2 separate regions of the Homo sapiens genome follow, and region 2 is linked to region 1. Evidence: read pairs that join two places in POLR2A ChIA-PET (ENCODE). Cell type or tissue: Panc1. All regions are shown on one strand. Links, peaks and the distances in the headings refer to the core of each region. The heading gives the core; the rest is flanking DNA. Region 1 holds the start of HNF1A (HNF1 homeobox A). Region 2 overlaps ANAPC5 (anaphase promoting complex subunit 5).

The links. Peaks named below come from ENCODE experiments on the same cell type or tissue, not always from the same donor. Only the 100,000 strongest peaks of a DNase experiment are listed, where the experiment ranks them.
Region 2: POLR2A ChIA-PET joins it to region 1 with 11 read pairs; 2 of 35 experiments call an interaction of 5 or more read pairs at or near these places.

The regions. Positions count from the first base shown.
Region 1 is chr12:120,971,496-120,987,378 of GRCh38, forward strand. HNF1A (HNF1 homeobox A) reads left to right here and starts at 7,048. Exons shown (of 10, transcript NM_000545.8): 1 at 7,048-7,599. The coding sequence starts at 7,274. HNF1A-AS1 (HNF1A antisense RNA 1) reads right to left here and starts at 797. Exons shown (of 1, transcript NR_024345.1): 1 at 1-797. RefSeq lists an enhancer at 1,390-1,917. In Panc1, for the core only: no CTCF peak of the experiment used is centred there; no DNase peak of the experiment used is centred there.
Region 2 is chr12:121,335,411-121,343,410 of GRCh38, forward strand. It overlaps ANAPC5 (anaphase promoting complex subunit 5), which reads right to left. Exons shown (of 17, transcript NM_016237.5): 5 at 6,593-6,659; 6 at 1,881-1,982; 7 at 123-313. Among named protein-coding and RNA genes, the nearest start is that of ANAPC5, 13 kb to the right of the region's middle. RefSeq lists a silencer at 1-186. In Panc1, for the core only: no CTCF peak of the experiment used is centred there; no DNase peak of the experiment used is centred there.

The DNA of each region.
Region 1 (15,883 bases), core at 3,156-11,155:
CTCTTAAAGCCTTGGTTTCCTTATCTGTAAAATGGGGATATCATGAAGCTGTTAGATGTTAAATGAGAAAATGAATGAGAAAATTGCATGTACTGTCCATAAAGTTGAAAAGATAATAGGGGTGGGAAGGAGAACAGTCCGAGTTTGAATGCAGGTGGGCCCTGGGGCATTGTCTGGACTGAAGGACAAGGGTCAGTTGAATTGCCAAAGAGCTCTGAGACTGGCTGAAGGGACACTCGTCTTGTGCTAGCTGCTAAGACCAAGGGGAAGCCTGTGCCTCGCCCGAATTTTAGTCTTGCAAACAGCTGCTCACCCAGTAGGAGAGAATTGTGATAAAACTCATAGCCACCATTTCTTGAATATCTACTATGCCCCGGGACACAGCAGACTATTTTAGAGAATTTGCGAAGGAAACACAGTGACATCTGTTGGACACCTTGCAAACTACCAGCTCAGGATAGTTAAATTTGAATGTTAGATGGAGGGAACTTCCTTTCCACAATGACATGATTTTGTAAAGCTGAGTGTATGGCAGTTGTCATGATTAAAAGCAAGTGCCATGCAGAAGTTATTGTGTAACAGGAAATGAGATTAGATAGCGTCCAATCTAATCTCAAGGTTTGAGTAGCTGTGGACAGCCCAACAGGCACAGGCCTCCCGTTAGTACATCCATACGAGAAGTTAAGAATGAGTGAAAATAGTTTTTTTTTTTTTAATTTATGTGCATTATTTTTTTCAAGCAGCTACCTTGTTAGGACATACTTAATAGTTATCTTGGCCTACCTACTGCACTTACTAAACAACTGTTCACTTTTTAATTTTTAATTTTCAGATTTTTTTGAGACGGATTGTTACTCTATCGCCCAGGCTGGAGTGCAGTGGCGTGATCTCTGCTCACTGCAACCTCCGCCTCCCGGGTTCAAGCTATTCTCCTGCCTCAGCCTCCTGAGTATCTGGGACTACAGGTGTGCGCCACCACATCCAGCTAATTTTTGTATTTTTAGTAGAGATGGGGTTTTACCATGTTGGCCAGGCTGATCTGGAACTCCTGACCTCAGGTGATCCACCTGCCTCGGTCTCCCAAAGCGCTGGGATTACAGGTATGAGCTACCATGTCCGGCTGTTCCTTTTTTTTTTTTTCTTTTTCTTTTTTTTTTGAGACGGAGTTTCTCTCTGTCACCCAGGCTGGAGTGCAGTGTCATGATCTCAGCTCACTGCAACCTCTGCCTTCTGGGTTCAAGTGATTCTCCTGCCTCAGCCTTCCGACTAGCTGGGATTATAGGTGCCCACTGACAAGCCTGGCTAATTTTTGTATTTTTAGTAGAGACGGGTTTTCACCATGTTGGCCAGGCTGGTCTCGAACTCCTGACCTCAAGTGATCCACCCACTTCGGTCTCCCAAAGTGCTGGGATGACAGGCATGAGCCACTGCGCCCAGCCACTGTTCGCTTTTTTTCTCAGTGGTTCTCTAGTCCATTGCCTTAACCACTCACCATGACTACAGCTCTTATTTGCAGTGACTCTCAAGAATGCAAATGCAAATGCCATTCCTGACCTCGAGTTAATTCAGCTTTGTCCCCTGAGCATGGGGGAAAGGCAGGCTGGGGGCTGGAACTTTCTGCTTGTGTACCTATCTCTTTAGACTCTGGAGGCTCCTCCCCAATCTCTGTCATTCCCTCTCCAACCAAATCCACCTGCCGTCCCAGACTCAAATGCTCAGCCACCTAACTGCCTGAGGACCCAGCAGTTAATGAGTTTACATGCTGGGGGCAGGAGTCAGGGCCAACACTCCTTGGTTCCTCTGGCTCCCTGGAAAGGGAAAGTCACCAAGAGGCAGCTGCAGGCAGCAAAGAGAATAAGCAGGAGAACCTCAAAGCCACAAAGGGACAGCACACAGCATCTTCCCTGTTTAGCCTGGACTTGAGAATGCTGTCCCCAGCAGTAAGCTGCTCAACCTCAAAGCAACTTGCACGGGGGTTTACAAAAAAATGCACTTGGCCGGGCACGGTGGCTCACGCCTATAATCCCAACAGTTTGGGAGGCCGAGGTGGGTGGATCTTTTGAGGCCAGGAGTTTGAGACCAGCCTGGCAAACATGGTGAAACCCTGTCTCTACCAAAAATACAAAAATTAGCCAGGCATGGTGGTGTGTGCCTGTAGTCCCAGCTACTCAGGAGGCTAAGGTAGGAGGATTGCTCGAACCCAGGAGGCAGAGGTTACAGTGAGCTGAGATCGCACCACTGTACTCCAGCCTGGGTGACAAAGTGAGGCTCTGTCTCAAAAATAAAAATAAAACATAAATGCACTGGAGGAAAGAGGGTACCACTCTCCTTAAGGCGGGGGCTGCCAACTTGTCCTGCACAGCCCGTCCGCCTGCCTCAGGTGGACTTAAAGCCCAGCTCTGAGGGACTCTGAGCAGTCATTTAACCTCTCTGAGCCTCTCTTTCCTCCCCTGCAGAAGGGGGATTATAACAGTTCCTAATTCATGAGTTGTTCTTGGAGTGAAATACATTACTGGCCAGGTGAGATGGCTCATGCCTGTAATCCCAACACTTTGGGAGGCTGAGGTGAGAGGATTGCTTGAGCCCAGGAGTTCGAGACCAGCCTGGGCAACAAAGCAAGACCCCCATCTCTAAGAAAAGTAAATAAATAGGCAGGGTGCAGTGGCTCACCCCTGTAATCCCAGCACCTTGGGAGGACGAGGTGGGCAGATGGCTTGGGCTCAGGAGTTTGAGACCAGCCTGGGCAATGTGGCAAACTCTTGTCTCTACTAAAAAATACAAAAATTAGCGAGGCATGGTGGCACACGCTTGTAGTCCCAGCTATTGGAGAGGCTGAGGTGGGAGGATCACGGGAGCCCCAGAAGCATAGGTTGCAGTTTGCCAAGATTGTGCCACTGCACTCCAGCTCGGGCGACAGAAGGAGACCCTGTCTCAAAAAACAAACAAAAAAGATAAATATATAAATGAAGCTGGGCATGATGGTGCGTACCTGTAGTTCCAGCTACTTGGGATGCTGAGGTGGGAGGATTGCTTGAAGCCAGGAGTTCTAGGCTGAAGTGAGCTATGATCATGCCAGCCTGGGTGACAGAGTAAGAATCTGGCTCTTAAAAAAATAAAAAGTAAAATGGAACAGGTGAAGTTATTTTCTTTAATTTTTAAAATAAAAAGTTATTTTTATAAATAAAATTTTAATTTAAACCAAATTATTTTAAACTAAATATAACATTATATTTGTATAATATATAAATAATATTTTAATTAAATCTAATTTAAAATTATTCTAAATGTTAACTTTTTTTTTTTTTTTTTTTTTTTGAGAGGGAGTCTCGCTCTGTCGCCCAGGCTGGAGTACAGTGGCGCGATCTCGGCTCACTGCAAGCTCCGCATCCTGGGTTCACGCCATTCTCCTGCCTCAGCCTCCTAAGTAGCTGGGACTACAGGCGCCCGCCACCACGCCAGGCTAATTTCTTGTATTTTTAGTAGAGACGGGGTTTCACCATGTTAGGCAGGATGGTCTCAATCTCCTGACCTTGTGATCCGCCCACCTCGGCCTCCCAAAGTGCTGAGATTACAGGCGTGAGCCACCGCGCCCGGCCTAAATGTTAACTTTTAAATTGTCTTTTTTTTTTTTTTTTTTTTTTTTGAGACAGTGTCTTGCTGTATCACCCAGGCCAGAGTGCAGTGGCATGATCTTGGTTCACTGCCACCTCCGCCTCCCAGGTTCAAGTGATTTTCCTGCCTCAGCCTCCTGAGGTTAATTTTTGTATTTTTATTACAGATGGGGTTTCACCATATTGGTCAGGGTGGTCTCGAACTCCTGACCTCAGGTGATCTACCCACCTTGGCCTCCCAAAAGTGCTGGGATTACAGGCGTTAGCCACCACGCCCGGCCAAAATTTTCTTAATTTAAAAATTTAACTCAATATATTTTTTAAAAATTATCATTTCAAGAAGTGACATTAGCCATCTTTCAAGTGCTTGGTAGCCACATGTGGCTGGTGGGTGAGGGCAGGGCCTGTTTTTTTTTTTTTTTTTTTTTTTGAGACAGAGTTTTGCTCTTGTTGCCCAAACTGGAGTGCAATGGCGTGATCTCGGCTCACTGCAACCTCCGCCTCCTGGGTTCAAGTGATTCTCCTGTCTCAGCCTCCTGCGTGCATCACCATGCCCAGCTTTTTAAATTTTTAGTAGAAATGGGGTTTCATCATGTTAGCCAGGCTGGTCTCAAATTCCTGACCTCAGGTGATCCACCCACCTCGGCCTCCCAAAGTACTGGGATTACAGGCATGAGCCACTGTGCCTGGCCACAGGGCCTGTATTTAGATGTTTGCTATTTTGTTCAGCACAGATTATTTTACATTAGTTAAAAAATATTTTTTGAGGCCGGGCATGGTGGCTCACACCTGTAATCCCAGCACTTTGTGGGGCTGAGATGGGAGGATCTCTTGAGTCCAGGAGTTTGAGACCAGCCTGGGCAACATGGTGAAACTCCGTCTCTACCAAAAATACAAAAAAAAAAAAAAAAAAAATTAGCTGGGTGCAGTGGTGCACACCTGTAGTCCCAGCTACTCGGGAGGCTGAGGTAGAAGGATGATTTGAGCCCAGGAGGCGGAGGTTGCAGTGAGCCCAGATCATGCCATTGCACTCTAGCTTGGGCAACAGAGCCAAACCCTGTCTCAAAAAATAAAAATAAATAAAAATGAAAAAAAAAATCAGAATTGCACACATGAAATGGGTGAATTGTATGGTAAGTATATCTCAATAAAGCTACAACAATATTTTTATTGATTTACATACCATCAAACTCGCCCTTTTAAAATGTGCAATTCATTGGGTTTTAATAAAGTCACAGAGTTGTCCGATATCACCACAATCAATTGTAGAACATTTTTATCATCCTAAAGAAACCCAGCACCATGGAGTGGCCACTCCCCATTCCCTTCTCCCACCCAGGCCCTGACAACCACAAATCCACTTCCTGTCTCTATGGATTTGCCTGTTCTGGACATTTCAGATAAATGGACTCACACACTATGTAGTCTTTAGTGACCACTTTTTCACTTAGCATCATGTTTTCAAGGCTCATGCATGTTGTGGCATGTACTGGAACTCCATTCCTTTATATGACCAAATAATATACCATTGCATTGGCTGGATGCGGTGGCTCATGCCTGTAATCCCAGCACTTTGGGGGGCCAAGGCGAGGGCATCACCTAAGGTCAGGAGTTCGAGACTAGTCTGGCCAACATGGTAAAACCCCATCTCTACCAAAAATACAAAAATTAGCTGGGCGTGGTGGTACATACCTGTAGTTCCAGATACTCGGGAGGCTCAGGCAGGAGAATTGCTTGAACCCGGGAGGCGGAGGTTGCAGTGAGCCAAGATTGCACCACTGCACTCCAGCCTGGGCAACAGAGCGAGACCCCCATCTCAAAAAAAAAAAAAAAGAAAGAAAAAAATATATATGTCTATACCATTGCATGGTCAAGCCATATTTTGTTTATATATTCATCAGGTGATGAATATTTATGTTTTTTCCACTTTTTGGCTCTTGTGAATAATGCTGCTATGAGCATTCACGCACAAGTTTTTGTATAGACATCTGTTTTTAATTCTTTGGGGTTTTGCATTCATTTTAATTTTAAAAACATATTGCATAAAAATGTTATTTACCTTGATGACTGGGTTTTTTGGCATTCCCTTAAAATTTGCACCTGGGCTGCCAGGCATGGTGGCGCACGCCTGTAATCCTAACACTTTGGGAGGCTGAGGTGGGCGGATGGCTTGAGTCCAGGAGTTTGAGACCAACCTGGGCAGCATGGCAAGACCCTGTCTCCACAAAAAATACACACACAAGGCCGGGCACAGTGGCTCACACCTGTAATCCCAGCACTTTGGGAGGCCGAGGCGGACGAATCACTTGAGGTCAAGAGTTCAAGACCAGCCTGGCCAACATGGTGAAACCCCAACTCAATAAAGAATACAAAAAAATTAGCCGGGTGTAGTGGTATGTGCCTGTAATCCCAGCTACTCCGGAGGCTGAGGCAGGGGAATCGCTTGAACCTGGGAGGCGGAGGTTGCAGTGAGCCAAGATTGCTCCACTGCACTCCAAGCCTGGGTGACAGAGTGAGACTCTGTCTCAAAAACACACACACACACAACCCAAACACACACAACACACACACACAAAATCAGCTGGGTGTCGTGGTGCGTGCCTGTAGTGCCAGCTACTTGGGTACTTGGGTGGCTGAGGCGGGAGGATCACCTGAACCCAGGAAGTCAAGGCTGCAGTAAGCCATGATCGCGCCACAGCACTCCAGCCTGGGTGACAAAGTGAGAACATAGCTCAAAAAATAAAAAAATAAATTTGCACCTGAGGCAAGTGTCACACTCATCCCAACTCAGTCTCACCTTGCATGTTTTCTGCCTTGCTGGCTGTATGACCCTGGACAAGTTACTTAACCGCTCAGAGCCTCGATTTCCTCCTCTATAAAATGGGGATAATCTCTGTAACTGCTCACAGTTGGTAGCAGAATGCAATGAAGTGAATTCGCCCTCACAGAGCCAGCACTGTTCTTGGCACATGGTAATCTTAACATATTTTTTCCTACAGGGAGGCCTGGTGTCAGGCCGGGAGTGGGGTGGAAGGGTCCCAAAATGGATGGAAGGGCCCCAAAATGGCCGTGAGCATCCTCTGCCCTTGAGAAGAGCTAGCCCAGCTGTCTAGAGCTCCCTGCTGCTGCCGCTCTCGTAAGCAGCAAGCATTTTTGGCTCTCCTGTCTCAGCATGATGCCCCTACAAGGTTCTTTCGGGGGTGGGACCCAACGCTGCTCTCCTGATGGCCTCCCTGGCTCCCAGCACCTTCCATCCCAGCTGCTCAGGGCCCCTCACCTGCGCCTCCCCCACCCTCCCCTCTGCCCACTCCCATCGCAGGCCATAGCTCCCTGTCCCTCTCCGCTGCCATGAGGCCTGCACTTTGCAGGGCTGAAGTCCAAAGTTCAGTCCCTTCGCTAAGCACACGGATAAATATGAACCTTGGAGAATTTCCCCAGCTCCAATGTAAACAGAACAGGCAGGGGCCCTGATTCACGGGCCGCTGGGGCCAGGGTTGGGGGTTGGGGGTGCCCACAGGGCTTGGCTAGTGGGGTTTTGGGGGGGCAGTGGGTGCAAGGAGTTTGGTTTGTGTCTGCCGGCCGGCAGGCAAACGCAACCCACGCGGTGGGGGAGGCGGCTAGCGTGGTGGACCCGGGCCGCGTGGCCCTGTGGCAGCCGAGCCATGGTTTCTAAACTGAGCCAGCTGCAGACGGAGCTCCTGGCGGCCCTGCTCGAGTCAGGGCTGAGCAAAGAGGCACTGATCCAGGCACTGGGTGAGCCGGGGCCCTACCTCCTGGCTGGAGAAGGCCCCCTGGACAAGGGGGAGTCCTGCGGCGGCGGTCGAGGGGAGCTGGCTGAGCTGCCCAATGGGCTGGGGGAGACTCGGGGCTCCGAGGACGAGACGGACGACGATGGGGAAGACTTCACGCCACCCATCCTCAAAGAGCTGGAGAACCTCAGCCCTGAGGAGGCGGCCCACCAGAAAGCCGTGGTGGAGACCCTTCTGCAGTAAGGAGCCCTGCCCCGTCCCCGCTCCCAGGAGAGCCTAGAGGGGCCCCCCTCAGCTCCTAACGAGCCCCCCTTCTGAGTTGAGTCCCCATGACCTTCAGCCTTTAGCCTAGTTGCTGGGAAGGGGGACAGGGCCCATGAGAGCCCAGGGGTCCTTGCTTGGAGGTTTGAGCCTCCAGCCCCTGAACTGCTCCTCTGCAGAGTCCCAAATCCCATGAGCCCAGGCCTTTAGCCCAGTCCTTGGGCAAGGGGGACATTTCCCAGGGGGGTCCAAGATGGGAGAAAAAGCAGGTGAGTTCACAACTCAAATGCCTGGAGAACTGGGAGGTGGTGGAAATTTTTAGCCACTCTGATCATTTATACTCTCCAGACCCTAACTCCTGCACTGAGTCCTCAGTGGGTAGGCTCCGGGGCCCAGGAAGCACTGCCAGGGAGGAGGGCCCGAAGCTGGGGTTTGGGGGCTTTCCTGGCCTCCTAGGGACTCATGCGTTTAGCCAGGGAAGCCCAGGTCTTTCTTACCTGAGGCAGACAGAGCCTCGAGGTGGGAGCTGCTCCCCTTTCCTGTATGGCCACAGGCACCCCACCTCACCAGCAGGCGCCATTAGAGGCTGCCCGTTCTACATCCCCATCCGCTGGCGGACTCCCCGTCTCCTGGAGAACTGGGTGGGTCCTGAGCTCGATGCCTCCCCTCTCCTCAGCAGAGCTGACCTAGTTACTAATTACCCATGTGCTTTATTATTTCTCTTTTGTTTTATAAATTTATAAATGGCAAAAGGCTCTGATAAGGTCTGTGATCATTAACTTGTAGGAATGGTGGCCTGGAAAGATCTGGGCCAACCCACCTCCCACCTAGTGGGGGTGGGGGATGGGGGTGTGGGGGAGAAGGAAGGATGGCCTGGGGGCTACAGGGGCCACCCCTCCCCAGCGGCTCCCTGACCTCCACCCTACAGCGCCTGCTTGAGGAGGTTCACTACTTCCTGGGCGCTGTGCTGAGGTTTCACAGGAATAATTTCCCTTCATGGTGAGGAGTCCTGGGCAGAAGCTATTGGTGACTCTGCTTCACAAATGGGGAAACTGGGGCTTAGAGCCGGGAAGGAGCTAGACTAAGTTCACCAAACTGAGGCCCCAAACCTACTCTGTTCGGTGCTCTCAATTGCTATGACCGGGGACCAGAGGCCTGCAGGGGGTGGCCAGGGAGTCAGAGAGAGACCGAGCCCCAAAGATGCTCCAAAGGGGCCCATCTCTTTTCTGTCCAAGGTCCTGATCCCAGCTGGGGTGGGGGAGGGCTGGTGGATTCCTGCTTTCCCAGAGGCCTCAGGGAGCCTCCCGAGGGCCTGGACAGGGGGCAGGGGAGCAGTCAGGGCCCCCTGACTTGGCAGGAAGAGGAGGGCAAAGGACTCCAGAGCTGCAGGGGAGGGGCAAAGAGTCAGGCATCCCAGACCCAGGGCGAAGGCAACCTGACGGGGTGGGGCTGGGCCTGACCTGCCCAGGGCCCCAGATGGGACTGGGGGCTTTGGGGTGAGGGTGGGGGCAGGGGATGCTTTCTTACCTGGCTGAGTGAGCTCTCTCGGTCAGCAGCCCCCTTTGGTGGGATGGTGGGGTTGGGGAGGCTTGATCCACAGCATTTGAAGGGGAAGCAGAGGTCAAAGTGCTTCCTAGGGACCAGCAGAGACCTGGAAGCTGAGGCAGAGAGTGTAGAGAGAGGCCATTGGGGGAGATGGACAGAGAAGCTGGGAGAAGCAGAACGGAGGAGCCAGGGGGGCGGGGGCTCAGACCCAGCTGGGAGAAGGGGCACGGGAGAGAATGAGGCGCCCCAAGCTTGCAAGGAGGCTGGAGTGCTTCCCGCCTGCCCCGATTGGGTTTTCTTTAATGCTAACAGCATGCTATTTACTTTCCATTTAAATTTGAGATGTTGCTATAAATTATCAACCAGCTCCTTGTTCCTGCAGAGTTTATAACTAACTACCTGGGTTACTTATTGTTCAGGTAACAAAAGGGATCGGAAAACGCCCTGAGTGAAAAAAGTGGGGCCTCCAGCGTCAGGGTCAGGAAAGGAGCCAGGGAGAGAGGGGCGGGGGACCCCTATTGAAGGCCTGGGCCATTGGGGAGGTTGAGGCTGGGAAGACGGTACAGAGGCAGAATGTCTAGTAGAAGCTGTTTCCCGGGAGAAGTCAGTGTCTGGGAAGAAGCCGGGGTGGGTCCTGGGTCCCAGGCCTCCCTGGGGTGCCCCATGTTGGTGGCCACAGCAGGAACCTGAGCTCTTTCTTCAGATCTCCCCCTTAGCTCCCTGAGTGACCTTGGGAAAGTCTGTTCCTCTCCTTCTGCCTCAGTTTCCCTCCCTGGCCAAGGAATAAAGTCCAAACTCCCTGCCTTGGTTTCGTTCCCCTCCCTCCACCCCACCAAATTCCTGGATCTCTTCCCAGGTCTTTCTCTTCCTCTCGGCCTTTGCTGCAGTCATTTTGGCTTTGCTGTTCCTCAGTACCCCAAGCCAATTCCCACCCCAGGGCCTTTGCACGTGCTCTTCCTGCTGCTCAGAACCTCTTTCCAGATCTTCCCATGGCCGATTCCTTCTCCTTCAGCTCCCTGATTGCTCCATCCAAAAGGGGGCCCCACCCCCGTCACTCTCTTCCACTACTGTTGTTCACTTTCTCTGGTTCCCTGTCAAGACTTGTGATCATCTGATTTGTTTGTTTTCTATCTCCTGCCATGAAAATAGAAGCTCTTCAAGGACAAGGCCCGTGTTGCCTTATTTACCACTTGTACCCACATCCTGCCCAGTGGCTGATGCACAGCAGGAATGAGTGAGTGACTGGGATTGTCTGAGGCCCTGAAGATATCTGCTGCCCTGTTGGTCAGGGCCCAGCAGCCTGAGACGTGGCCAAGGGAGAAACTGGGACCCAGAGTTCCTTCCTGGGTGTCCTCCCGGGTCCTTTCTGTCCCTGATCAGCTCAAACCCCAGCGTGTTTCTTTTTTGTTGTTGTTGTTGTTATTTTTGAGACGGAGTCTCACTCTGTCGGCCCGGCTGGAGTGCATGGCGCGATCTCGGCTCACTGCAAGCTCTGCCTCCTGGGTTCACGCCATTCTCCTGCCTCAGCCTCCCGAGTAGCTGGGATTACAGGCATGCACCACCACGCCTGGCTGATTTTTTGTATTTTAGTAGAGATGGGGTTTCACTATGTTGGCCAGGCTGGTCTCAAACTCCTGACCTCAGGTGATCCGCCCGCCTCGGCCTCCCAAAGTGCTGGGATTACAGGCACTCAGAGCCACTGCCCTCAGCCTTCAAACCCCAATCTTGAAGTATTCTGATCCTGCCCATCAGGCAGCATCAGGGCACTGAGACTCAGGAAAACAGTAGCCACGGCAGGAGGGGGGGGGGACAGAGGATCTGACGTCCCCAACAAAAGCCAGACTGCCTGCATCCTAATCCTAGCTCTGCCCCTTTCTAGCTTGAGCAGGTGATTTTATACTTCTGAGCCTCAGTTTCGTCTGCAGGGTAGAGATGACAATAGCCCTTGTCCACAGGGTTAAATGGCATGGCACTTGTAGAGTAAACATGTAGTAACTGCAATATACAGCAGTTATTATTAGTGATCCCATTTTACAGATGAGCAAATTAAGGCTGAGAGAGGCAGTGCCTTACCGAACGAAACTCTTCCAAATGACTGAAGGCAAGCCAGGACTTGGACCTGGGTCCTCCTACCTCACGCTCCATACAGCAACCTCGAGGTCACACTTTCCCCTCCCCAGTCATTCCTGCTGTTTAAGTTGACCATCAACTCACTTCCATACAGTGCTTTGGAGTTCACAAAGGGCTTACAAAATGCGCTAAGCTCATTTTTTCCTCCTCCCCATCTCTGAAGTCTGAAATATCATTAGCCCCATTTCACAGATGCGGAAACTGAGGCACACGGAGGTTAAGCAAAGAATCAAGGCCAGGTCTAAAGCCCCCACACTGAGAAGTCAGCTCCCCTCCAGATGTGGAGATGAATACCACAACCTTGCATGCCCTGAAACCCCAGGGGCCAGAGGGCAAGAGGCTCAAAGCCTTGGACATCCGATTGACCCTGGAAAGGGTAGGAGAGAGAGGAGGAAGATGTGGGCGGGTCTTCACTTCTCCTGGGCTCTGCTGTGTGGGGCCAAGGGTCTCCAGGGCTGCATTGTTAAGATGATGATGATGACAATATTATTCCACAAATTCAGCACTTACTGTGCACCAGGCATTGCCCTAAGTTCATCCTCCCTATTTGAAGCTCATTTAATTTTCCCAGTAGCAGTGTGAGGTAGGGGTGGATTTACCCCACGTTACAGGGCAGATGTGGGTCATGCAAGAGCACGCGTGGCTAGGTCACAGTGGTGGGATTTGAACCCACATTGGTTTGACTCTCAAACCCATTAGAGTCAAAGCAGGAGATGCCTGGAGACTTGTCCTCTTAGTTCTTTCCTTTTTCTTTCTTTCTTTTTTTTTTTTTGAGATGGAGTCTCACTCTGTTGCTGGGGGTGGAGTGCAGTGGCGCAGTCTTGGCTCATTGCAACCTCCGCCTCCCGGGTTCAAGTGATCCTCCTGCCTCAGCCTCCTGAGTAGCTGGGACCACAGGCATACGACACCACACCCAGCTAATTTTTGTATTTTTAGTAGAGACAGGGTTTCACTGTGTTGGCCAGGGTGGTCTCTAACTCCTGACCTCATGTGATCCACCCGCCTCGGCCTCCCAAAGTGTGGGGATTACAGGCATGAGCCACCACGCCCAGCCTTGGCCTCTTAGTTCTGAGCTAGGACAGTTGGAGAATCTGCCCTCAAAAATAGTCAGGCCCTTGAAGACTCTGTGTGTGTGTGTGTGTGTGTGTGTGTGTGTGTTTGTGTAAGAGACACACAGAGAGACAGAAGAGAGAGAGTGATAGCAAGGGAGTGGGGGGTAGGGAGAGAGAGACATCGATTCAGTAGGTTCTAGAAAAAAGTGGCACAGGTGGCTTCTCCCAGAAAAGGGAAAGACATGCCCTCTTGGTTCTCTGACTCCTAACTGGCATTTAAAATTCACTTTTTTGTTGTGGATTTTTTGCCCAACTCTACTAGGAATTGTTTAAAAGTGGAACGTTCGTATCAGCTCACTTTAACAGTTTGCTTTCCATTTTCACATTCAAAAGCCTGTCTTCGGTTTCTAAGGGTTGCACATGTATTTGTGCAGGGTGGCTGGCCTTTGTTTTATTTTCAAGTTCAGCTTAAATTTGACCTGGCATGAGAGAATGAGAATGAGAGAGAGAGAGAGAGAAAGAAACAGACAGACATGGAATCAGATGGACAGGGGCACATAGAAAATCTTTGGTTTGAGCCCAGGAGAGGCTCTCAAGAGGTGAGAGGAAGACTGACCCTATTCTCTTTGTGGGAGAGAGAAGGGAAGGAGGGAGGAAGGGAGGACACAGGAGGACATGGCACAGGAGGGTGATGGCTGCAGATGGGGGAGGGGAGGCATCAGGCAGCCTGGCTCTAGGATCAGATAAACATGTTTGCCACAGAGCACCAGGCTGGACTTTGTACTGCCCTTCCTTCTGAGCTCTGACTGGCACTCAGCAAAGCAGGGAGATGAAGGAGAGAGGATCCTAGGAGCCCCGGAAAGAAGGGAGAGAGAGAAGCTGGGGAGAGGCCTGCGGGGGTGGGGTGGTCCTGGCAACATGAAATATTTTTGAGTCCCAACTAGATCACCTTGCACAAGTGACTGCACCTTTCTGAGCCTCAGTTTTCTCCTCTGCAAAATGGGCACACCGTCTACTTCCTAGGGTTATAAGATGTAAGTGGCCAGTCCTCAGCACGGTGCCTGGCTCACAGTAAATCCTCAAGAAACATGAGTTCTCAGACTTTTTTTTTTTTTTTTTTGAGACAGGATTTCACTCTGTCGCCAAGGCTGGAGTGCAGTGGCGCGATCACAGCTCATTGCAGCCCCGACCTCTCGGGCTCAAGAGATCCTCTTGTCTCAGCCTTCTAAGTAGCTGGGACTACAGGCTTGTGCCACCACACTTAGCTAATTTTTCTATTTTTTGTAGAAACAGGGTCCCACTATGTTGTCCAGGCTGGTCTCAAACTCCTGGGCCCAAGGAATCCTCCCACCTTAGCCTCCTGAGGAGCTGGGACTACAGGTGTGCACCACCATGCCTGGCTAATTTATTTTTTTTTTTATAGAGACAGAGTCTCACTATGTTGTCCAGGCTGGTCTTGAACTGCAGGGCTCAAGTGATCCTCCCACCTCGGCCTTTCAAAGAGCTGGGATTACCACCATGAGCCACCATACCCAGTTTACAATTCAGTTTTAAATATTATATATGCCAAGGTGGGAGGATCGCTTGAGCCCAGGAGTTTGAGACCAGCCTGGCCAACATAGCAAGACCCTGTCTCTATGAAAAAAAAAAAATAGAAAAAAGAAGAAAAAGTACAAAAATTAGCTGGGCATGTTGGCATGTGCCTGTGGTCCCAAGTACTTGGGAGTCCGAGGTGGGAGAACCAATTGAGCCCAGGAGTTTGAGGCTACAGTGAGCTATGATCACGCCACTGTGCTCCAGCCTGGGAGACAGAGCAAGTAGCCTCTAAAAAGAAAAATAAATAAATAAAAATAAATATTGGCTGGGCACGGTGGCTCACACCTGTAATCCCAGCACTTTGGGAGGCCAAGGCAGATGGATCACCTGAAGTCGGGAGTTTGAGACCAGCCTGGCCAACATGGTGAAACCCTGTCTCTACTAAAAATATAAAAATTAGCTGGGTGTGGTAGCGCACACCTGTAATCCCAGCTACTCGGGAGGCTGAGGCAGGAGAATCGCTTGAACCTGGGAATCAGAGGTTGCAGTGAGCTGAGCTCGCGCCACTGCACTCCAGCCTGGCCACAGAGCAAGGCTTTGTCTCAAAAAAAAAAACTAAATAAAAATAAATATCATGTATGCATATATAGTATATATTATGTAATTTACAAAGTACACAAGGACAACAGAGAAAACTGTCCTTCTCACTCCCATCCCCAGCACCCCGTTCTCCTCTGGAAGGAACCAGAGTCCCCAGTTCCTTGCGTGCCCTCCGGTATTTTACACGTGCACAAATATGTAGAAATCCTCTTTTACCTCACTTCAAATTATTCATAAGTAGCAGCACAGCAGACACACCAGATAAACTCTGCTCCACCTGGGCACACAGAGCTTCCTCAGCGGGGTTTTTTCAGTGGTTGCATTGAACAGATGCACCTCCATTTAGTTAATCAGTATCCTTTTGCTGGGCTCCTTGGTGGCTTCCAATCTTTTGCTATGGCAAGCAACGTGGCAAGGAATTGCCTTCTACTTGTGCCATTTGTCACCTGTGCCAATATTAAAAGCCACAAATTCTAGAAGCGAATTGCTCAGCGAGGCAGGGGAAAGCACAGGCTTTGGAATCACGCAGACCCAAGTTCAAATCCCAGTCTGCCTGTTTCAGTGCTGCTGTATTGAGCTGTATTTATCTGTAACTTTTTGTTTGTTTGTTTGTTTTTTGAGACGGAGTCTCACTCTGTTGCCCAGGCTGGAATGCAGTGGCGCGATCTCGGCTCACTGCAACCTCTGCCTCCCGGGTTCAAGCAATCCTCCTGCCTCAGCCTCCCGAGTAGCCGGGATTACAGGCACCTGCCACAATATCTGACTTATTTTTTATTTTTATTATTTTTTTCGTAGAGATGGTTTTCTCCATGTTGGCCAGGCTGGTCTTGAACTCCTAACCTCAAAAGACCCGCCCACCTTGGCCTCCCAAAGTGCTGGGATTACAGGTGTGAGTCACTGCACCCAGCCTATCTGTGACATATTGGTAATATAAGTTCAGGAGAGGGAGAGAGAAAGAGGCAGGGATTGAGACAGAGCAGGAGAGGAGGAGAGAAAATTTATATGGCTCAGGCAGTCTGATCCCTTCTGTTCCCCCACAGGGAGACCCACAGCAGAGACATGACTCACAGGTGGCATCAGGTCCCTTTGAGTCTCTCTGGTGGGAGAATCTCAACCCACAGAGTAGGATTCCAGTGTTCACATGCATTTTTGGTACTATGAGGCCTCTGAATGTCAACCCTGTCACCTGAGACTCTGTTGAAAAACCAGCCGCGGCCGGGCGCGGTGGCTCACGCCAGTAATCCCAGCACTTTGGGAGGCCGAGGCAGGCAGATCACAAGATCAGGAGATCGAGACCATCCTGGCTAACACGGTGAAACCCCGTCTCTACTAAAAATACAAAAAAATTAGCCGGGCGTGGTGGCGGGTGCCTGTAGGCCCAGCTACTTGGGAGGCTGAG
Region 2 (8,000 bases), core at 1-8,000, 360 kb after region 1:
CCGCCTTGGCCTCCCAAAGTGCTGGGACTATAGGCGTGAGCCACCGCACCAGGCCAAACAGCAGACTTTTTATTGTCATCGGTTCCTTCAATTTGCGCAAGGACAAAGGTCTATAAACTTACTAGTGACCGAAGCGGCAGTGCAGGGCGGCAAGATTCAGAGCGGCGTATCTCAAGCTCCGGCCATAGCCCTCTTCCCCATTACTTTTGCTTTCGGCTCCGGTAAGAATCAGACGATCAAAATAATGGAGGAGACTGTGTGTTGAACTGAAAACATCTTGGACACGGAGGTTGTTTAAGTAGCTGAGATAATGCTAAAACAAGAAATAATCAATGTATTTTAAACGCTGTAAATATCTCTGGTGTAAGACAACTGCAGAGAGTTCCACTGTCTACAAACACTAGTGTATCCCATACCCTTCTAATAAGATGGTCATAGTTTAGCTTAATCTTCTCCCTAGAGGCAGAATAAAACAGCTTCAAGACACATTCCCCCTAGAGGGAGTCCACAAATTAAAAATGGGAGTTCCATTAGTATTTGTGTCAGTTTTATCTCAAATATACTCCACTATGCCACTGGTTACATGAGTGATAGATGAGAATACTGGGCCTTACCTAGTTCAAATATTGAGGAAAACTGAGTGTTCAGAATTAAAGATCCTAAAACCTGAATTCATATACAAATTATAAAATTAAGTTTTATTAATGTACAAGTTAAAACACACTGAGACTTACTAGTTTACTAAGTTAATTATTTTCATTTTTTTTTTAATCACTGAAACTTCCCTAACAGGCAGATCTCAGTTACTAGGAAGCAAAATAGATATATTTCTGCACCCAAAGTCAGATGGAAAATCCAAATACTATTTAAGAAAATTTTCCGAGTAAAAAATCCATTAAGGAATGGAATTATTAGAACTTTAAAAATAAACACTGACAAAAGAAGAGAAAGGAAAAGAGTTTTTCAGCCTCAAAACTGTCATTTAGGCTGGGCGTGATGGCTCATGCCTGTAATCCCAGCACTTTGGGAGGCCGAGGAGGGTGGATCACCTGAGGTCAGGAGTTCGAGACCAGCCTGGCCAACATGGTGAAACCCCGTCTCTACTAAAAATACAAAAAATTAGCTGAGCATTGTGGCGTGTGCCTGTACTCCCAGCTACTCGAGAGGCTGAGGCAGGAGAATCACTGAGAACCCGGGAGGCAGAGGTTGCAGTGAGCCAAGATCGCACCACTGCACGCCAGCCTGGGCAACAAGAGCGAAACTCAGTCTCCAAAACAAACAAACAAACACTGTTTTTTGCATCAGTCTAGTATATTATCTCCAGTCCAAACTTTACAACATCAGGAGGATGATGACTGAAAGAGAACATCAAGAGTAAGAAGAAATCGCCTATGGCCCGAGGAGGGAGGGAGGAGCTTTGCAACCTATACCGAGTTGTTTGCCTACCAAGAACACGATTTCCTTCAAGAACCTGGGCCAATGGGCTGATTCTCATTTGCACAGCTACTCAATATAAAAAGTAGCCTTGGCCAGGCGCAGTGGCTCACGCCTGTAATCCCAACACTTTGGGAGGCCGACGCGGGCAGATCATGAGGTCAGGAGATCAAGACCATCCTGGCCAACATGGTGAAACCCCATCTCTACTAAAAATACAAAAATTAGCTGGGCGTGGTGGCACGTGCCTGTAATCCCAGCTACCTGGGAGGCTGAGGCAGGAGAATCACTTGAACCAGGGAGTCGGAGGTTGCAGTGAGCCAAGGTCGTGCCACTGCACTCCAGCCTGGCAACAGAGTAAGACTCTGTTTCCAAAAACAAACAAACAAAAAAAGTTGCCTTGTCATTCCTTTCCAACACAGCAACAAATTCTGGGAAAGACTTACCGCTTCAGCAAAATCAGGATTAAATTTCAACAAATTGTTTAATTCCTTCTGCAAGGAAGCTGGAGTGAGGGCCTTAGTCTCATCATTCTTTAGCAAAGAAGCCTGAAATTTAAAAATGGTAACTCAGTAGAAAGAAAGGGTCAATAAACATATGAAAAGATATACTAACTAGCATCACCTGATTATTTTCTTTTCTACAGGGGTCCCTTCAGGCTCTGGCCCCTCATCTCGCCAGCCTTGGCTGGCCTTCCCTCACTCTAGGTAACACTGAAGGTGGACCCTGCCACATGCTCTCCTCTTGACCATCTACAACACTGTTTCCTCTTCCAGAAACACCAAGCCTCCCACCCATCGCTCCCCAGCCATATACTACCCAAAGCTGAGCAAACCGACGCCCATGCCTAGCTCATCCTCTGGGCCACCTGCTTCTGTCACCTTCTAGATGAAGGTGAGATCCTATAAGCCCCTCCATGCTCCCATAAGCCCTCTGCACTTACCCCCCCTGTGGCACTATCAAACTATAGTAAAATTGCCAATCTGACCCCACCCCAGACTGTAAGCTCCTTCCAGGCAGGTAATGTGTTTGCTTCTTGTATTTCCAGTGCCTGTATGGGGCCTTATGGGAGCCAGGTGGCTTGCCCCAGCTCTACTTATTTGTTTCATATGGACGATATCAGCAACAATTATATAAAATATGTAGAAAGTTAGCTACAAATTAAATGTTTACATTTAACTGGGTTATAGACACTTAACTCCAATTTTACCTAGATGAGTTTTTCTATAAGTAAAATAATTTCTAAGGGCAGGGTGTGGTGGTTGATGCCTGTAATCCCAGCACTTTGGGAGGCAGAGGCTGAGGCATGAGTATCGCTTGAGCCCAGGAGTTCAAGAACAACCTGGGCAATATACTGAGACCTCATCTCTATTTAAAAATAATAATTTCTTTAAAAAAAATTTTTTTAAAGTAAAAATAATTTCTAATTCCATTGTTAATTTATGTCATTATAGAAAATTATTGGCCAGGCGTGGTGGCTCACACCTGTAATCCCAGCACTTTGGGAGGCCGAGGAGGGCAGATCATGAGGTCAGGAGTTGGAGACCAGCCTGGCCAACATAGTGAAACCCTGTCTCTACTAAAGATACAAAACATTAGCCGGGTGTGGTGGCGCACACCTGTAATCCTAGCTACTCGGGAGGCTGAGGCAGGAGAATCACTTGAACTCGGGAGGCAGAGATTACAGTGAGCCGAAATCACGCCACTGCACTCCAGCCTGGGTGACAGGGCAAGACTCAGTCTCAAAAAAACAAAACAAAACAAAACAAAAAACAAATTATTATGTAGGTGTAGTATGGGGAAAAATTATTCCAAAAATATAGAAAACCTACAGAAGAAAACAAAAATCTTCTGCAATCTCACTACCCAGAAATAACGCTATTAATACTTTAGTGTATATTATCCTAGTCTTTGTTCTGTATGTGTGTATATATGTTACATATCATATTCTGATTTTGTTAAAAATATGTGTATACATATTATATAAATTTACAATATACCCTGTATTGTAAACATATATTGTGTATACATTACATTTTTAACAAAATCACAATATATGTTTATAATACAGGGTGTATTCCAAATTTATATAATGTGTATATACACATTATATTTTTAACAAAATCAGAATATGATATGTAACTTTATTTCCTGTTCTTTTCATTTTATATTGTAAACTTTGTCTCATCATCAAATATGACTTTTTTTTCTTTTTTTTTTTTTTTTTTGAGACAGAGTCTTGCTCTGTCGCCAAGGCTGGAGTGCAGTGGCACAATCTTGGCTCACTGCAACCTCCACCTCTCAGGTTCAAGTGATTCTTCTTGAATCCCAAGTAGCTGGGATTACAAGCATCCACCATCACATCTGGCTAATTTTTTGTATTTTCAGTAGAGACAGTGCTTCTCCATGTTGGCCAGGGTGGTCTCAAACTCCTGACCTCAGGTGATCCACCTGCCTCTGCCTCCCAAAGTGCTGGGATTATAGGCATGAGCCACTGTGCCCGGCCTGAAAATGTGATTTCTAAACCAAAACCAAAATCTAAACTTTCACTGTCATATTTATTGTAAATACTTTTTCCCAAAGTATTGGAGCCCAAGAACACCTTTGTTATTTGCCTTTTAATTTTTTAATTTTATTTCTTTTTGAGAAGGAGTCTCGCTCTGTCGCACAAGCTGAAGTACAGTGGCGAAATCTTGGCTCACTGCAAACTCCGCCTCATGGGTTCAAGCGATTCTTCTGCTTCAGCCTCCCAAGTAGCTGGGACGACAGGCACATGCCACCACATCAGCTAGTTTTTGTGTTTTAATAGAGACGGGGTTTCACCATGTTGGTCAGGCTGGTCTCGAACTCCTGACCTCAAATGATCCACCCGCCTTGGCCTTCCAGATTGCTGGGATTACAGGCATGAGCTGCCACGCCCATCCTGTTTGCCTGTTAATTATGTTAAAACAAGTCCTGACATGGAGATGCTTTCAATTTTTATTCTGAAAATCAAATTATCTTCTCCTACATGTTTTCTTCCAGTTTTTTTTTTTTTTTTTTTTTTTCCCAGATGGAGTGTCGTTCTTGTGGCCCAGGCTGGAGTGCAGTGGTGTGATCTCGGCTCACTGTAACCTCCACTCCCCAGGTTCAAGCGATTCTCCTGCCTCAGCCTCTGAAGTATTCCATAGCTTTTATGTTAGAAAGCTCTGGCCAGGCGCAGTGGCTCACGCCTGTAATCCCAGCACTTTGGGACGCCGAGGTGGGCAGATCACCTGAGGTCAGGTGTTTGAGACCAGCCTGCCCAACATGGCAAAATCCCGTCTCTACTAAAAACACAAAAAATTAGGCAGCTGTGGTGGCAGGCACCTCTAATCCCAGCTACTTAGGAGGCTGAGGCAGGAGAATCGCTTGAACCCGGGAGGCAGAGGTTGCAGTGAGCTGAGATCACCACCGCACTCCAGCCTGGGCAACAAAAGCAAAACTCCATCTCAAAAAAAAAAAAAAAACCAACAATGTGTAGCTCATTCTAGCCTAATTATCTAACTAAAGCTGTAAATATTTACATTTAACCCTGTAATCCATCTGTAATATACTGAGGTACAAGGTAAGGTAAGGAAGGATCCAGCTGTACTTTTTCCTTACAGTTAACCAATCACATAGACAGGTTTTTCTAATCTGTTTGAAATTCATCTGCAGAGGTAATTCCGTAAATTTTTTTTTTTTTTTTTGAGACGGAGTCTCACTTTGTCACCCAGGCCAGAGTGCAGTAGCGCAATCTTGGCTCACTGCAACCTCCGCTCACCGCAACCTCCACCTCCCGGGTTCAAGCGATTCTCCTGCCTCAGCCTCCCGAGTAGCTGGGATTACAGACGGGCATCACCACACCCGGCTAATTTTTGTGTGTGTGTTTTTTTTAGCAGAAACAGGGTTTCACCATGTTGGTCAGGCTGCTCTCAAACACCTGACCTTGTGATCCGCCTGCCTCAGCCTCCCAAAGTGCTGGGATTACAGGCGTGAGCCACCATGCCCAGCCTCCATCACTTTTGTCTAGATATAAACATTACATCTTTCTGCAGAAAGCTCATAACAAAATTAGGGAAAAGTAGAAAAATAGAGCAAAAACTAAAAATTCTATGCTGAAAATAACACAGAAAAATGTTCAGATTATGTTTCCAAGAAAATGAAAAAATATGGCTGAAAAGCATCCATAAGAAATGTTTGGGCTGGGCGTGGTGGCTCACACCTGTAATCCCAGCACTTCGGGAGGCAGAGGTGTCGGTGAGCTGAGATTATGCCACTGCACTCCAGCCTCAGTGACAGAGTGAGACTCCGTCTCAAAAAAAAGAAACAAAAAAGAAATGTTTGGGGCACGCTGGTTCATGTCTGTAATCCCAGCACTTTGGGAAGCCAAGGCAGGTGGATCACCTTAGATCGAGAGTTCAAGACCAGCCTGGCCAATGTGGTGAAACCCCATCTCTACTAAAGATACAAAAATTAGCCAAGTGTGGTGGTGCACGCCTGTAATCCCAGCTATTTGGGAGTCTGATGCATAAGAATAGCTTTAACCCAGGAGGCAGAGGTAGCAGGGACCCGAGATCATGCCACTGCACTCCAGCCTGGGCAATGCTCTAGCCTGGGCAACAGAGTAAGACTCTGTCTCAAAAACAACAAAAAAAGAGAGAAGTGTTTGGAGCAAAGTGTATTAATATCTGCAACTGGAAATATATATCAAAAAATAAGATGAAATGGTGGCTGAATAGAGAGTGGTTAGATAAGTAATAAATAGAACAAAAATATTAATTGTAGAATCGAGGTAATAGGTATGGGTAATTACCATACACTGCTTTTCAGGCTCTCTTTATGTTTGCAAATGTCTATAATAAAATGTTGAGAGAAGGGTTAAATCACAGGGTTTTAGGCTGTTAGTCACATACCATTACTAAATGAAACCTGGATTATAACTTTAATAGAAAAATAAAATCACACACAAAATAGGAAGGGGCACAGAGCTACAAGTGCTTCGTTAGTGAGGCAGAGGGGACCAAGAGTAAAGGCTGACACAGACTGACCAACAAACCTATGCACATAACGGGCCTATGCCACAACACACATCACAGGACTAGACACATCACAGGACTAGAACAGAAGTTCATGATAAATTACAGAATTCACATACCTGTTGAGAAAGAAAAAATTCTGCTTGTTTTTGGGACAGAGGCCCACTGCAAGATACCTCCTCTTCTCTGGAAAAAATAAAAAAACAAAAATAGTAAAGAATTACACAAAAGTAAAAATGATAACATTTATAAAATCAGATGGATTCTTGTATCGAAAGAGTTCAAAAAATTTAACTCTCTCCTCAGAACTAGGAAAGAAAAACATAAAAAGTGATGTTGAGATCAATGCACAGAGCCCATAAAGAAGCCCTGGCATGCATGGTCAAATGGTTTTTGGCAACAGTGCCAAGACCATTTGATAGGGAAAGGACAGCCTTTCCAACCAATGATGCTGGGAAAACTGCACATCCACATGCAAAAGCATGAAGGTGGATCCTTATCTAACACCATATTCAAAAATTAACTCACAAGGACTCAAAGACCTCAATGTGAGGCCAAGGACTCAAAGACCTCAATGTGAGGCCAAAAACCGTAAAACTCTTAGAAGATCTTCCTTCCACCTGCTAGTAATAAAAAATAAATAATACATTTTTAAATAAAAAAAATTAAAAACTCTTAGAAGAAAACATCGAGGAGGCCAAGCGCGGTGGCTCACACCTGTAATCCCAGCACTTTGGGAGGCCAAGGCAGGTGGATCACAAGGTCAAGAGATCAAGACCATCCTGACCAACATGGTGAAAACCTGTCTCTACTAAAATACAAAAAATTAGCCAAGTGTGGTAGTGCGTGCCTGTAGTCCCAGCTACTCAGGAGGCTGAGGCAGAAAAATTGTTTGATCCCGGGAGGTGGAGGTTGCAGCGAGCCAAGATCACGCCACTGCACTCCAGCCTGGCGGCAGAGCGAGACTTCATCTCAAAAAGAAAAGATCACAAAAAGAAAACAATTGAAATTTTCCTTTAAAAAAGAACTAAGAAATACATGTAAGTACATCCTATAAAATAAAAAGGTTCTCTAACAAAGTAATTTCTTTTAGACAAAGAATTATAATCATTAGTTAGATTTAAATATAAAGAATACATTTCTTCAATTTTCACGATGAAATTCAGTTTACTAAATATGCATGATTTTCTGAAACCATATACCTTTATAGAAAATATATTGGATTATACATAAATGACTTCTTAGAATAAGATAAAAACAAAAAGATGGAGTTAGACCTAAATAAATCAAGTTAAGAGAAAACCAACCCAAATAAGAAAAGTCTGAATTTTAACATTTCTGCAGAAGTGACACTTTGCTACTTTAAGCATATAAAGTAGCTAGAAAAAGGATTACACTGTAGCCTAGAAGCATTTCTGAGGGCAACTAACTAAAAGAGAAAGTAGAGAATAATAATAGTTAACATTTCTAGGCACAGTTCTGAATACTTTATATGAATTTATCATTTAATTCTGACAACCCTCTGGG